Regions from separate parts of the Homo sapiens genome. Here region 1 is linked to region 2. A link is a loop called in an ENCODE intact Hi-C map of the cell type or tissue named here. Cell type or tissue: prostate gland. All regions are shown on one strand. Links, peaks and the distances in the headings refer to the core of each region. The heading gives the core; the rest is flanking DNA.

What was found. Hi-C counts contacts between places; a loop is a spot of excess contacts. Peaks named below come from ENCODE experiments on the same cell type or tissue, not always from the same donor. Only the 100,000 strongest peaks of a DNase experiment are listed, where the experiment ranks them.
Region 1: a loop joins it to region 2, with 2.3 times the contacts of the local background. A loop is called at or near these places in 3 of 110 quality-filtered maps.

What each region holds. Positions count from the first base shown.
Region 1 is chr19:29,241,979-29,250,315 of GRCh38, reverse strand. No RefSeq gene overlaps it. Among named protein-coding and RNA genes, the nearest start is that of UQCRFS1-DT, 33 kb to the right of the region's middle. In prostate gland, for the core only: no CTCF peak of the experiment used is centred there; a DNase peak (open chromatin) is centred at 4,915.
Region 2 is chr19:29,190,255-29,198,591 of GRCh38, reverse strand. No RefSeq gene overlaps it. Among named protein-coding and RNA genes, the nearest start is that of UQCRFS1, 19 kb to the left of the region's middle. In prostate gland, for the core only: no CTCF peak of the experiment used is centred there; no DNase peak of the experiment used is centred there.

The sequences.
Region 1 (8,337 bases), core at 141-8,140, 52 kb before region 2:
AAGTCAGGAAACAACAGACGCTGGAGAGGATGTGAAGAAATAGGAACACTTTTACACTGTTGGTGGGAGTGTAAATTAGTTCAACCATTGTGGAAGACAGTGGGGCGATTCCTCCAGGATCTAGAACTAGAATTACCATTTGATCCAGCAATCCCATTACTGGGTATGTACCCAAAGGATTATAAATCATGCTACTATAAAGACACGTGCATACATGTGTTTATTGCAGCACTATTCACAATAGCAAAGACTTGGAACCAACCCAAATGTCCATCAATGATGGACTGGATTAAGAAAATGTGGCACATATACACCAGGAATACTATGCAGCCATAAAAAAGGATGAATTCATGTCCTTTGCAGGGACATGGATGAAGCTGGAAACCATCATTCTCAGCAAAGTATCACAAGGACAGAAAACCAAACACCACATGTTCTCACTCACAAGTGGAAATTGAAGAATGAGATCACTTGGACACAGGGCGGGTAACATCACATACCAGGGCCTGTCGTGGGGTGGGCAGAGCGGGAGGGATAGCATTAGGAGAAATACCTAATGTAAATGGTGAGTTGATGGGTGCAGCAAACCAACATGGCACATGTATACCTATGTATCAAATCTGCAAGTTGTGCACATGTACCCTAGAACTTAAAGTATAATAATAATAATAATAATAAAGAAAAACAGGAAGAAAAAACATCTGAGACAAGCAATTAATAAAGAAGAGATGTTTAACTGACTCAGAGTTCCACAGGCTGTATAAGAAGTGTGACGGCTTCTTGGGAGGCGTTGGGAAGCTTTCAATCATGGCGCACAGCTGAAGGTAAAAGGGAAGCAGGCACGTCTTACCTGGCCAGAGCAGGAGGGAGAGAGAGAGGGGAAAGGAGCTACACTTTTAAATGACCAGATCTCGTGAGAACTCTATCATGAGAGCAGCACTAGGGGGATGGTGCTAATCCATTAGAAACCACCCTCATGATCTAATCACCTCCCACCAGGCCCCACCTCCAACTCTGGGGATCACAAGTGAACATCAGATTTAGATGGGGACACAGATCCAAACCATACCAGTGAGGCTGTGAGTCTGGGCTATGGACAGGAAAGTTTTCTTTGCTGGGCACCATCTTGAGAGAGGACAGAGGGCTTTGGGTAGTCAGGAAAGACTGCCTGGAGGAGGCAGAAATAGAGCTGAGGCTGAAGAGGAGCAAGACTTGTGCTGAAAGGGAGAGGAGAGCAGGCAGTCGAGTGAAGAGGGAAAGAGCCCTGAGGAGATCCTGGCTCAGAAATGAGGCAGGGGCCTGGGCAACCCCAGCCTGGCAGATGGAAGCAAGGTGTGTGTGCAATAGGGAGAGGTCAGGTGAGGAGGCGAACTCCCAGGCTTCTTTTTCCATCTAGCCAAGCTACTTTTCATGTTGTTTTACCATATGTGTTTTCAAATCCATGCACACAGAAAGACAAATTCAAACAGCACAATAGGGTCAACAGTGAAATGAAGGTCTCGCTTCCCTTCCTGCCTCCATCCCCCAGCTCCCAACTGCTGGCCCACCTGTTCCCACCGAGCACCTTTCCAGAGCTGTTATAAGCCAATGCAGACGTATTGAGCTCTTCCAGCCTGGAGCCACTGCTCTGCAGCTGCCTGTGCCCTGGACATGCTGTCCTGAAGAGCTTTCTGTATCCCTATCTATGCGTCCACAGTGACTACATGCTTTTTACCCCTGGAGCTGCCTTAGAGGGGGCACCACGGAGGGATTGCTTTGTTTTGGAATCGGGCAGAGCTGGGCTGTAACCTAGCGCCATCAGGTGTCAGCTGCAGACCCTGGCCAAGTTCTTGGCCTCTAATCCATGGTTTTCTCATCTGTCAAATGGGGAGGACAACAGCCCCCTCCTCAGGGGCTGTGATGAGGATAAATGAGAGAATGCGTCCAAAGCCCAGGTACACAGCCAGGCACAGAGGATACTCCCCATCGGTGGTAGCTGCTAGAACTCACCCAGAGAGAAAGGAGCCTCGAGGCGCCCACCTGCTCTTCTTTCCCCAGGGACCCTGCAGACAGAAGGAGTCACCCCATGCCAATCTCACAGCTGGCCCTGCACTCCCGCTCCTTCTCCCTGCAGTGTTTTCTGCTGTCACTGCCCACGAGTTCCCTCAGGAGGGAAGGAATGACAGCTAAATGTCAGCCAGGCAGAAGGGCCACTTTCTCTGTGTATTCTGACTCTTAGATTGGACTCTGTTCAAGCCAGAGGCCGGGGAGCTGGGACGGCATCTTGGGCTCTGCCCAGGCGGGTCCCCGCCCACATTCAGCTGGCCACGTGGCCGAGGGCTTCACACAGAAACAGCACCACGCTGGGGTCTCATGTGGAGATGAAAATGAAGGGATAAATATACAGGTTTAATAATCTTCTGTCATTTTGACAATCTCTGCTGCTTGCCTGTGATATTTTAATCCACTTTGCACGCTTTTGACATTAAGAACTTCTGACAAAGTTTCACTGGGAAGATGTCTTTTTATAATGGTCCTGTACTATGTCTGTGATTCTAAACACAAATTTATTTGCTTTTATCACTTTGGACTAAAGAGAAAGGAAATGAACCATTAGAAAAAAGGCTTCTATACTTCTCTCCCCGCATAATTCTCCCCTGGAAGCAGCCGTCCCTCTCTTTTATCTTTCTACTCTGTGCTTGCAGGCACAGCCCCATTATCTGCTTCCGCACCGCCTTTGAGGTTAATATTTCAGTTCCGTCCTTCCGTTAGCTATGGAGATGAATTAAATTAGTGCCAGCAGGAGGAGAGAATTAAATAAACTGTAAAATAATGCCAACTTTCCCGTTTCTCCGCACCATCCTTGTACCCAAGCTAAATTTTTAAATGAGGTCTATAGGGATTCAAAAATACTTGTCTTTACTGATAAACAGAAGTTCAGACTGCTCAAATTGTTTCCAAACCATGTTCATTCATTCATGCATTCATGCATTTATTCCTTCATTTGGCACCCACTCTGTGACAGGTGCAGTTCTAGGCCACAGGGTGGAGCGTGGAGCAGGGCACTGCCCCTCAGCAAAGGACAGGTGGAAGGGGTGAGGCACCCCCAGCATCTGACATGGGGCAGGAGCGGCAAAAATGAAGGGAGATGCATCACTAAAGGCCTCTTAGGCCTCTGCAAATAGTAAGGATTTTATCCCTGTGAAATCAGAAGCCATTTGCAGATTTTAAGCAGGTTGTGGGTGTGTGGCAGGGCAAGAGTGGCTGGCGGGAGTCCAGGAGAAAGAAAGGAGCTGGCCAGGCACAGTGGTTCGTGCCTGTGGTCCCAGTTACTTGGGAGGCCGAGGTGGGAGGATTGCTTGAGCCCAGGAGATTGAGCTAGCAATGAGCCGTGATTGCACCACTGTGCTCCAGCCTGAGTGACAGCATGAGACTCTGTCTCTAAAAATAACCATAATAGTTAAAAAGAAGGAGCAGCTGTCCAGGTAAGAATGATGGGGCTAGGTCTAGGCTGAAGGCAAAACAGGTGGAGAGGAAGGGGCAGATTTAGGGTGTATGTGGGAGTGAGATGCCACCACAAGAGGGAAATTGATTACTTTTTTTTTTTTTTTTAATTTAGAGACAGTCTTCCCTTGTTACCCGGGCTGGAGTGCAGTGGTGCGACCATAACCCACTCCTGGACTCAAGTGATCCTCCTGCTCAGCCTCCCAAATAGCTGGAACAGGCACATGCCACCATGTCCAGCTAATTTTTTAAAAATTTGGTGGTCTTGCTATTTGCCCAGGCTTAGAACTCCTGGCCTCAAGCAATCCTCCTGCCTTGGCCTACTGAAGTGCTGGGATTACAGGTGTGAGCCATCACGCCTGGCTGTATTTTACTTTTGAGAAAGTTGTCTGTCTTGCTGTCATCTGGGTTGGCTTACCTGAACACCAGCCCCCATCCCACACCTACAGAACAGCTGTCAGCCTGAGAAACGGATTTTCAGGGGACCCCCAGGGTTGTGGGGAAAGGTGTGGATGGAGGGAAGGTGAAACTGCCCAGCAGCCTAGGTGTCATGTCTGCCATCCTGGTGCTGCTCCTGTCCTCCCGCTAGGCAGGGAGATGGGGAAGGTGGAGAGACAGAAGATGCTGACCACGGTCTTTTTTTTTTTTTTTTTTTGAGACTGTCTTGCTCTGTTGCCCAGGCTGGAATGCAGTGGCACGATCTCAGCCCACTGCAACCTCCGCCTCCCAGGTTCAAGCAATTCTCTGCCTCAGTCTCCCAAGTAGCTGGAATTACAGGCGCCCACCACCACACCCAGCTAATTTTTGTATTTTTGTAGAGAAGGGGTTTCACCACGTTCGCCAGGCTGGTCTTGAACTCCTGACCTCAAGTGATCTGCCTACCTCAGCCTCCCAAAGTGTTGGGATTACAGGCGTGAGCCACTGCTCCTGGCCCCGTGCACCTTTTAATTGCTCCCCGTTTGGACTTCATAGGGCCCTATATCTGAGTTTCTTCCATTTTAGGCCCAGGGATAGGGTCTGAGGAAAGCCCTCCTCTTCTACCTCCCACTGCCTGGGCTACACAGGTTAACACTTGTTTCTACCTCGGTATCCTTCGACCTCATCAGTCTTCAGCTTCCTTCCCCCAAACAGCCCATCTGCCTCCCAGGCCTGCTGTGACACTCTTTGGAGATGGGAGAAGTGGCATTCCTGGTGTGAGGGCTCAGCTGCAAGGAGGCACTCACTCTGAACAGTGCTCTAGATTGAGGGGAATTCTTATGAACACTGAGTGGACTTCCACCAGGGGTTGCAAACTTAGCCGGCCACAGCACCCAGGCAGTAACTGAGAGCAGTGAAGGCAGGTTCTGTAGCCTGCTGTAAAGACTAGCAGGGCAAAGCTAGGGACATGCCTCTCTGGCCGCAACCCAATTTTACCAAGGAAGCTGGGAACCAGAATGTCTATGGGAACTCTGCCAATATTTCATGCTGACAATGAATCCACATTCGAAGATCCAGTGCAGTTACTCTCCGTCCATCGGAGGGCTGAATTTGATGTGTTAGTCTCCTTGTGTGATCACTGCCTGCACTCACATTTCACTGTTCTCCAGCGCAGAAGTACAGATTTATTAGTGAAAATTTGTTCTGGCTAAGAAAACTACTGAACAACCCACCCTTTCCTCCTCCTGGGAGACTCATGAGTAGAGGCACTAATGATACTCACAGGAACTCAGAGGAAATAGCCCTGCCAGTCTTCCATCACATGTCTCTGGACATGGAGATTGGTTCAGGAATGGGCATGTTGCCCACTTTACCTGAGTCAATAAGCTATGATGAAACTTTTTTTGGGAGTCCTATGCGGGGGGGTGGGGCTTGCTTACTTGCTTAGATGAGAGGTGAGAGCTTCAAGAACCATCCTGCAACCCCTAGAGGACAGCTTATCTGAAAATGGAGGCTGCAGGAGAGAGAAGCCAGAGGGAGAAGCCAAGCTCTGGGGACATCAGTCCAGCCCCTGGATCCAGCTATGAAACTGAAGTTCTACCCTAGGGTATTTCAGTGATGAAGTCCCCTTTAGGCTTAAGTCAGTGTGCTTAAACTTTCTGTCTCTTAGAATCAAAAGTAATTTAGCAGATATAAAAGGATACCTACCCATTCTAGAATAGGATGAAGGTAGGTCCCGAGGAGAGCTACAGGCATTTGTGTAGCCCAAAGTGACCAGCGCAGAAGTCCAGGCAAGAAGGACCATTCTACTAGTGGCAGAGAATACAGCCAGCACTGGAGGCCAACACATGGGAGGTAACTCAGAATACAGGGAGGAGTAATTCACAATGGCTCTACCACCAATCTGTCTGTGACTTCTGAAAAATCACCCTCCCTCACCCCTGGACCTTAGTCTCCAAGTGTGTTACAGTCACAGATGCCGTCCAGTCATTGGCTGAGTGGCTGCTCTGTGTCAGGCACTCCGCTAAGTGCTTCCTTACCTGGTCCAGTGGCATCCTTCTGGCAACCCGTAGGCAGTGCCGCTGTGCTTGGGCCACTTTCCCAAGGTCCTCATAACAAAGGGGCAGTGTCAGGACCGACCTCAGGGGCAGGCAGCTCTGAAGGCCCGGGATGTTTAGGACAGGAGGCCAGGGCACCCTCAGAGGGCTGTGGAAGCAGCAGCCATGGCTGGCTTGAGGGAGGAGTTGTGGCGTCAGCTCTGAAGCACAGAGCTGTTTATGCAAACTCTGCTCTGATAGATCACGCTCGTGGGATTTTGCGTGTTCTTTGTTGGAGGAATTTTTGGAGCTGTCACTGGGTTAAGTTGAGAAGTAAAAAGTAGTGGGGGAAAATCATATCATTAAATATTCATCTATTTTCTTTGTTTTAATTAGATTCTTTACCCTATAGGCAGGTAGAAGGACAGGGCCTTCAGAGGCCTCTTTGTTGCATTTAAAAAAAAACTTTCACGCAATCAGTACAATAATTAAGAAGCACATTTTCTTTTTCCTAGCAAAAGGAACTAGTTATTTCAGCCTTGTGCTGATTGATCCATTTTTATGAGCAGTTTTAAAATCCTAGATGCATTTTGTGAGTCATTTAAAAGATGGCCTGGGTGAAGCCATGCATATCAACTGTATATTGTCCCAGCAATGGGTGGGGGTCCTGGCCACGTGGGGATGCTCCCCACAACAAGATCCCAGAAGCCAGCTCTGGCGTCACCCAGGACTCTTTCGGCATCAGCCACGAGGAGTTGCTGATAAGTATGCGTGGGGATTCTGGAGAACTCAGTCTGCTTCAGGCTCAAGCCCTGCTCTCTCTTTCCCTAGACTGCGTCCTCAAAATGTTCTCACTGGGAAGGGGCAGCCCCCTGCTTCCCTTTCACCCCTGGCCTAATTCCAATCCATCTCTACCTGTACAAAATCTATCAGCCCTTCAGTGCGCAGCTCAGCGGCACCTGTGCCATGAAGTCTTACACGCTACCCAGGTGGGAGCGCTGTGTCCCCTCTGGGCCCTCCCGGCTCTTTGTCTGAAGCCTTCGAGCCTGGCTACCCTCTGTGGTCTGCCTAGGGCTGTTGCCTGGGATGTCTTCATTGCCTCTGGGTGGAGGAAGATCTTCTTGGTGCTTGGTGAGTGTCACATGGGGAAGGGAGGAAGTGAAAGGAAGGAAATGTATGGGAGACAGGGAAGAAGGAAGGAATAAAGTCCCTTACTGTCTGATATTTTGAAAAACAGGGAGATTCATTAAGTATAACCTCTCCTTTCCAGGGAGGGCAGGTCTAGGTGGTAGAGGGGGTGTTTTAGCTGAGTGGAGTGATGGGTGTGGAGGCTGAAAGATGGGAAGGACCAGCCTGGCAGCTGGAGAGGAACTCGAGACGGGATTGACCAGTTTTAAAATGGATTTTATGAAATTATTTCCATTATGCGTGGATCCCTGTCTTGCCCCAATGTGTTCAGTGAATGATCAATATCCTGCTAATGTGTGGTGAGGATTTGGGGTCTCTGAGTCGGGAAAGACTGCTCACATGGCTGATTTTGACTTCGAGGGGGACCCGGGCAAGACGGACCGTGGATGTCTGCTTCTCTCAAGAGTCACAGCCTGAATCTCCTCTCTCGGCCTGTTTCACTCTTTCCTTGGCTTTCTGGGGACACTGTAGCAGTCAGGCTGCCCGGGTTCAATTCTAGTTCCCCCGGAGTCCTAGTTGTGTAGTCTTGAACATTTTACTTAACCTCGTCGACCTCTGCTTTTTCATCTGCAAAGTAGGGCTCACAATAATTCCTTAACTTAGAGGTCAACACAAAGCTTAAATGCACTTAAATGGCCATAAAATATTTAAATGAGTGCATGGCACAAAATAGAATGTTAGATGTTATTCCCTCATTCTCTCTCTTTTCTAATCTGAGGGCATTGGAAATATGTATGGAAACCTTTAAAAATATTCCTGCTAAGGTTGCCAGATAAAATACAGAACTCCCAGTTAAATTTCAATTGCAGATAAATAATTTGAAATGAAAAATTTAAATCCTACATTTTTAGCTGCTAAATGTGGCAACCCTAATTCCTGCCCTTCAACCCTAAGATTTCACTTCTGTGAATCAATTATAAGTAAATAATCTTACATACAAAAAAGTTTTATGTGAGGATCTTCAAGCGTTTTGAAAGTAAGTGTTGAAAATTTGAAAAATATATCCACTGGTAGGAAAACTGGTAGGAAAACGGTTAAATAAATGAGGGTCTATCTGCCTGATTGAATATTATAGAGTCAAACATTTTTGTTCCTGAAGAATATGCAGTAACATGGGGAATGCTTACGACATAAGAGAAAAAAGCAGGGAATACAATTATGTAAACTGAGGGTTTAAAACTCTGTAAAAATGATCCTTAAATACAGAAGAATA
Region 2 (8,337 bases), core at 109-8,108:
ACTGCACAAATTGTAGAGCATGTGTGTTTGAACAATATGAAATATGGGCACCTTGAAAAAAGAACAGGATAACAGCAATGTTTAGGGAACAAGAGAGATAAACTCTGACTGCCGGTGAGCCGGGTGGAACAGAGCCATATTTCTCTTCTTTCAAAAGCAAATGGGAGAAATATCACTGAATTCCTTTTCTCAGCAAGGAACATCCCTGAGAAAGAGAATGCACCTCTGAGGGTGGGCCTCTAAAATGGCCCCCTTGGGTGTGGCCGTCTTCTATGGTCGAAACTGTAGGGATGAAATAAGCCCCAGTCTCTCATAGCACTCCCAGGCTTATTAGGACAAGGAAATTCCCACCTAATAAATTTTTGGTCAGACCCTGTCTCCTGATAAGATGTTATCAATGACAATGGTGCCTGAAACTTCATTAGCAATTTTAATTTTGCCCCAGTCCTGTGGTCCTGTGGTCCTGTGATCTCGCCCTGCCTCCATTTGCCTTGTGATATTCTATTACCTTGTGAAGCACGTGATCTCTGTGACCCACACCCTATTCATACACTCCCTCCCCTTTTGAAAATCCCTAATAAAAACTTGCTGGTTTTACGGCTCAGGGGGCGTCACAGAACCTACCGACATGTGATGTCTCAGCTGGATGCACAGCTTTAAAATTTCTCTCTTTTGTACTCTGTCTCTTTATTTCTCAAACCATCCAATGCTTAGGGAAAATAGAAAAGAAACTACGTGAAATATTGGGGGTGAATTTTGCCTGATATCTGGCCAAATTTCCCCCAATATGAATGTAAAAAGATGTTTGTGGCCGGGCGTGGTGGCTCACGCCTGTAATCCCAGCACTTTGGGAGGCTGAGGCGGGCAGATCACGAGGTCAGGAGATCGAGACCATCCTGGCTAACACAGCGAAACCCCGTCTCTACTAAAAATACAAAAAATTAGCCAGGTGTGGTGGCGGGCACCTGTAGCCTCAGCTACTTGGGAGGCTGAGGCAGGAGAATGGCGTTAACCTGGGAGGCGAAGCTTGCAGTGTGCAGAGATTGTGCCACTGCACTCCAGCCTGGACGACAGAGTGAGACTCCATCTCAAAAAAAAAAAAAAAAAAAAGATGTTTGCTTTGGTGAAATTACAGTGGTCCCAAACTAAGTGACAATGACATAAAGGGAACAATAAGAAGTTGTTGTAGGCCAGGTGCAATGGCTCATGCCTGTAATCCCAGCCCTTTGGGAGGCCGAGGTGAGTGGATCATGAAGTCGGGAGTTCGAGACCAGCATGGCCAACATGGTGAAACCTCATCTCTACTAAAAATACAAAAATTAGCTGGTGGCGCATGCTTGTAGTCCCAGCTACTCAGGAGGCTGAGGCAGGAGAATTGCTTGAACCTGGGAGGCAGAGGTTGCAGTGAGCTGAGATCGCAGCATTGCACTCCAGCCTGGGCAACAGAGCGAGACTCTGTCTCAAAAAAAAAAAGTCATTGTTTGTGATTATATGAATAGGTATATGATCGTATTTATATGGAAAACATGTGGAAGAAACTAGATCTTGCTAACGTAAATGATCTGGGATTGAGATGGTTCTGGTGGGGGAAGGGCCAGGGAAGAGAGTAGGTACAAAAGACGCAAGCTAGCTATCACAGAAAATGCATGAAAACACCGCTGCCTGCCTCCTGCCCCTGCCCGGCATGAATGGTATATTGGTGTGTGTATATATATATATATATGTGTGTGTGTGTATATATATATATATATGTATATGTATATATATGTGTGTGTATATATATGTGTATATATATGAATATATTTATGAATGGTATATTCATATATATATGAATATATTTATGAATATATGCTTATACAGACTAATTTTACAAGAAAATTATAAAAATTACAAAAAACTATACTGTATAATTTTATAAAATTATATAATGTGTACATATATAAGTATATGTTCAGAAATATATATCTATGTATGTGGAATATATGTGTATGAATTTCAATGCATATGCAGAAAGAGATTGGGGAAAAAGTTCTATTCATATCTACAGACGCATAAGGAGGTCTACTATGACATATTGCTAAGTGAAAAAGCTCAAATGGCGAAGTGTGTAACATAGTTCTCTTTGGTAAAAAACAAAAATGCCCTGTATGTCTATATTGCTGCTTTACTACGTTGGCATGAGCAGAGTGTGAACGTGCGTGGCTGTGCTGTTAGAATGGAGCAGGAGCGCAGGGTTGGGGGCAGGTGGGAAGTAGGGCTTTTCTTTCCACAGATTTAGTGTTATTTTACCTGCTGTAGCAACCTGTTTCGTTTGGTAATTTGAAAAGCTTGAAATTATATTGTCCTGACTATCTGGGCAGACATTCTTCCTGACCTACTATTTGAACTGACCTACTGACAACTTTGAACATCAGTTGGTCCCGCCTATTAATTAATATTAGACAGCTACTTCCCAGTATTTGTCAGTGGTCAAGGCTTTGTATATTAGCCCTAGATATCCATCTATACACAAAAGTGCTATAAATGTGCAGTTCTTGATATGTGGGTTCAGTGATTTTGAGTTTAGTAAATGTTTTCCAGAAAGACTAAAAACAATAGACTTACCATTTATTTACTTGTGTCACTCATAACTTCTAAGTCACAGATGGCTTTAGTTCAAGCCAATACAAAGGGAAGCAGGAGACTAATTGTAGAAAAGTCATTTGCATCTTGTTACGTAATTATGTATTATCTAGACCAGAGCTATCCAATAGAACTGTCTGTAATGAAGGAAATGTTCTACAATCCGTGCCAGTATTGAGCAGTTGAAACATGGCTAGTGCATCTGAATAAATGAATTTTACATGTTATTTTAGTGTTAATTCAAACAGCCACACACATGAACAGTGGCTACCACATTGTTCAATGCCAATCTAGAACCACTCAACTCACTAAAAACAAAAACAAATCCCAACGCTGTTGAAAATTGAAACAGTAAACTTGCTTCTATTGTCTGTAACTGGTGTGTAGGATAAATATCCTCTGTGTATAGAGAGAACAGCTTTTAGAAAACATTTTTATGATTCTTAATTTTTTTTTTTTGAGACAGAATCTTGCTCTGTTGCCCAGGCTGGAGTGCAATGGCATGATCTCAGCTCACTGCAACTTCTGCCTCCCAGTTTCAAGTGATTCTCCTGCCTCAGCCTCCCGAGTAGCTGGGATTACAGGTGCCCACCACCATGCCTGGCTAATTTTTGTTTTTTTAGTAGAGATGGGGTTTCACCATGTTGGCCATGCTGGTCTCGAACTCCTGACCTCAGGTGATCCACCCACCTCAGCTTCCCAAAGTGCTGGGATGATAGGTGTGAGCCACTGTGCCCGACCAGACTCTTAAATTTTTAATGAAATATTTCAAGCATACAAAAAAGCACAAGAATGATAAACACCCATGAACCTACCATTCAAATTTAACAAATGCTAACAGTTTGTTAAATTTTGCTTCAGATTTTCAAGAATAAAATATTACCTATCCAATTGAAGCCCCCTTTCCCCGCCCCCTTCTTCACTCTGCTGCCTGCCCAGGTAAGGATATATATATTTAGCACGTGTTCTTCCTTTACATTATTGTCAGATATTTATTGCACCTTTCCAAGATGAACAAGTCTCAAGTGTCAAAGTGTGACATTCTCTCTAGGCTGTGTATCTGTCTGTGTGTTTGCCAAAAACAGTCCAGTTGCCAGGAAAGATTGCAGGAATTACAGAGCCATAGAGAGAGGCAGAGCCATGTGGGATGGGAAGTTATTTACTTGCAGAAGGTGAGAGTGGACGACATTGAATATGAATTGCTCTGGAGGAAGTAAGTTCAATGGGCTCAATGGGAAGAATGGACATTTGCTAATAGGCAGGGAAGGTAGTCTGAGGGAAGGAGCCAATTTTACTATTTTCAGGAAGTGAGGGACACCACCAAGAGGTTTCCTTGTGCTTTTCATGAAGGGATTTGTCTAGGGGAGCGGTTCTCAAATTTGTTTGCTCATTAGCATCATCTGAGGATCTTCAAAAACCACTGACACCTGATCCACTCCCAGAGCCTGCTACTTAATTAGTCTCAGGCATTCCTGCCAGTCAGAACTTTTAAAACATCTCCAGGTGATTCCAATGTTCAGGCATCATTGAAAACCACAGCCTCGGGCCAGTGTTTCAAACTTGGTAGACGTTGCAATCAACTGCTAAGCTTTAAAAACTATGCCTGGACCCACCTCCAGGCATTAATCGTTGTTTAAACCGATTTAAATGGGATGGAAACAACCTGGGCATGGAGATTTTTTATAGCCCCCAACCAATTCTAATGTGAAGCCAAATTTGTGAATCTCTGGCCTAAAGGAAGCTCATGTTTATAGCAAATAATTTGGATAAAAAAACCTCAATGAGTTTCTGGCTTCTACATGCTGGGCTCAGTCTAGAGTTGTCATATAACTGGGGACTAGGTATCATGGAAATAAAATAGAGCTATCTCCAGGCTCTTTTTTGCTTCCAGTAAGTGCCAATAAATCTGATCCAAAACGCTCGGAAACACACAAGTTTATCCAGTGACCAGTGGGGACTCTCTCTTGCTTTGGAAGAAGCAGAGAAGTCACTTTTTATTTTATTTTTATTTTTTGAGGCCGAGTCTCACTCTGTTGCCCAGGCTGGATTACAGTGGCTCGATCTTGGCTCACTGCAGCATCTGCCTCCCGGATTCAATCGATTCTCATGCCTTAGTCCCCCGAGTAGCTGGGATTACAGGCGCCCACCACTATGCCTGGCTAATTTTTGTATTTTTAGTAGAGACAGCGTTTCACCATATTGGCAAGGCTGGTCTGGAACTCCGACCTCAAATGATCTGCCCACCTCAGCCTCCCAAAGTGCTAGTATTACAGGCGTGAGACACCGCGCCCGGCCAGAGAAGTGACTTTCAGATTCTTAGAAAAGGGTTGCAGGTTGTTTGATGGACAGGATATTATGGATTATAAAGATTATAGTGTAAGAAAACCAGGAGGCAGAGGGCCAAAGGTAAGTCTTAATACCATCCTTCCAGCTACCACCATCACTATTGCATTCCAGGAGTCGATGATGCTCAGCGTGATGACCCGTGTGAATCACATTCTTTAAGGAAAAGGGTGTATTTGTCATTTGCCCTCACTACTTACTTGGATGAGATGGTTTTTCCTGGAAGAGAGAGCTCACTGCTGAGTTGAGTGGGTGGGTAGAAAGCAGTATCGATGAGAAATGGTGTGGCTCTCATAGCAGTGTGAGGTAAGGAGGCTGGCAGAGCTGCCAGGAAATGCTGCAGGGCTGTGCTGAGGAACTGGCACTTCCTGGGGGAGGAAGGAACACAATGAGAGGGTAGACTAGTGAAAGGGTGGAACATTCCAGCAGTAAAGGCTGTTGATGCAGATGGCGGGCACTTTACCTTTGGACAGTTTCCTTTTATTTACTGAACTTGAGAAGGAGCTGGGAAATTGATCAGTGATTGATTTGAGGGTGGAACAAGGGAAGATCATTTAAGATCTAATATTTTTCTTTTATTGAGAATTAAACTCTTCACAGTTGTGGGAGAAGATAGAGTTATGATAGAGATTAAGTGTAGAAAACTTCAAGAAAGATGACATTTTAAATAGCTTTTCTAATTCAAACATAATGAACCTTGAAAGCACAGAAAAGTACACAGAAAAACTACCAAAAATCTTACCCAAAGATAAACATTCTTACCATTTCCCTGTATGTTATTCTGGCATTTTTTTCATACAAACGAATCTTTATATTTTGTGTGTGTGTGTGTGTGTGTATATATATATATATATATATGTGTGTATATATATACCATATCTCAAAAAAATGTATAAATCTATATATACAGTCTTGCTCTGTCACCCAGGCTGGAGTGCAGTGGCACAATCATAGCTCATTGCAGTCTTCAACTCCTGGGCCTAAGGGATCTTCCTGACTCAGCCTCCAAAGTAGCTGGGACTACAGGGGTACACCAGCATGCCTGGCTTAAAAAAAAAGTTTTGTAGAGATGGAGGTCTCACTATGTTGTTCAGGCTGGTCTCAAACTCCTAGCTTCAAGCAATTCTCTAACTTTGGCCTCCCAAAATGCTGGACTATGTGCTTTTCTTAATGAAAGTTATCCCCTGTACAAAATAGTTCACTGTGAGAATTCTCTTGATATACTAAGGGAGAAAAAGCTGCCCATGGAACAGTCTGCACAACTCATTGAACCAGTCAGCCCTTGTGGCACCTCTAAGGCATTTGATTTTGAAGGGAAGAACTTGAGGTGACCAGGAGAAAACCCAAGCTATGTTCTAGAAAACCGCAGGGGTAGATCCTCGTTCTATAACAGTTCCAAAATGTGTTAGCCAGGCCTGATCTGACATGAGAACACAGCTGATTGGTGTTTTGCACTTTGCCCCCTTCAGCCTCACCTTGTATTTAGCCCAGACACAATCCTATCCTATCACTTTTCTTTTTAAACCAGCCATCAAATTACCTAATGGGCGAGACCCTCAGCAGACAGTCATTCAACTTGACGGGGGTTTGCGAGGAGTTATTGGCATAAATTATCTCAGCACAATTACCCAGAGTTCATGTCACAAGTGTGTTCCATTGTACTCTCTCTCTCCTTTTTTTCAAACTACTTAGCATAATTATGTTATTTTAATGGCCACTCTAGCAACATTAACTATGACATTACCCAGTAGTCTATCAACTGGTGTTGGAAAGCTCTTCTTCAGCTTCAGTCCTGGAAGCCTCCATTATGGTTATACTCTTCAAAACAGAGGTATTGCTGTTATCAATGGTCCTGCTAAAGCCTTCTATGCTATTTCTTGAGACAGAGTCTTGCTCTGTCACCCAGGCTGGAGTGCAATGGTGTGATCTCAGATCACTGCAACTGCCATCTCCCAGGTTCAAGCAATTCTCCTGCCTCAGCCTCCCGAGTAGCTGGAACTACAGGTGCCCATCACCACACCCAGCTAATTTTTGTATTTTTAATAGAGACAAGGTTTAGCCATGTTGGCCAGGCTGGTCTCAAACTCCTGACCTCATGTGATTCACCTGCCTCGACCTCCCAAAGTGCTGGGATTATAGGCATGAGCCACCGCACCCAGCCTTCTATGCTATTTCTGATCACTTCAAAGGAAAGGACCCCATGAAGTAGCATCTTTCTCAGATATTTTCATTTGTCCATCCATAGACCTATCCAAATCACTCTTCTAAAGTGCTCTGGGGACCGAGCAGTCATATCAAAATCTGAGTTGACTCTACGGGCCTTGACTTTGGAGTCATCTGCTGTTGAGACACTCCCTGTCAGGTACAGAAACAGGTGCTGCCTGTGTGCCAGCTCACCCTCGGCAGGTGGCTGCATGCCTGGGCACCAGGGACCTGGCCGATAGCCACAAAATGTGAATGACTGGCCTAGCCCAGCTTTCCCATTTCACAAGTGGGCACCCGAGGTCTGGAAGCTGTGCGGTGACTGCTGAAGTCTCGAGGTTAATAAGCAGCAGACCTGGGACTCTGCAATCTTCCCACTGCCCCTCGCACCTTGAGGCACTCTCAGAGAAGACACTCCACGTGGAGGAGGAGCCATAATGCCTCAGTGGGGCACAGGTTTGCAGCACCAAACAGTTTCTACAAGGCCTCCCTGTTTCTTGCCTAGGTGATGCTCAGCATTGCTGACTTCACTTCCTGTCACTCCTGACCTCCCTTCAACTGCCCACATTAGGGAAGGTTTGATGCTAGCATTCTTGACCCTACTCTGCCATCCAGAATTAGCCCAAGGATTGTGGACAGTGAGGCAGGAAGAGCCAGAGCTCCCCAAAGCCTCAGCTCCCAGGAACTCACCTGCAGTTCTCACTTCCTGGCAGGACGCTTCTTGGGCCCCCACACAGTGCACCCCGCTGGGAGGAAGACTGGCACTCGAACTTTCAAGCCAACTAAGGGAGAAGCTGGGGTCCGGCTGCTTGCTTTCCTGTGTTCTGTGAATAGCTGCACTCCTTTGCAATAACTCTGTTCTTTAATAAAATAATCTGATCAGCATGTGACTTTGGAGGGACGTAAAGAGCTTCGGCAGGCAAGCCGTTTGAATTGCCAGTAGCACTTCATTCACAGGGGAACCAGCAGACTCACTCGACAAGGGGGACACCACTAGGCCAGAAGCTTCAAAAAGTCAGAAATAATTGTAAATTTTTAAAAATTATTATTTTTTTTTGAGACGGAGTCTCACTCTGTCACCCAGGCCAGAGTGTAGTGGCGTGATCTCACTGGAAGCTCTGCCTCCCGGGTTCAAGAGACTCTCCGCCCAAGCCTCCCTAGTAGCTGGGA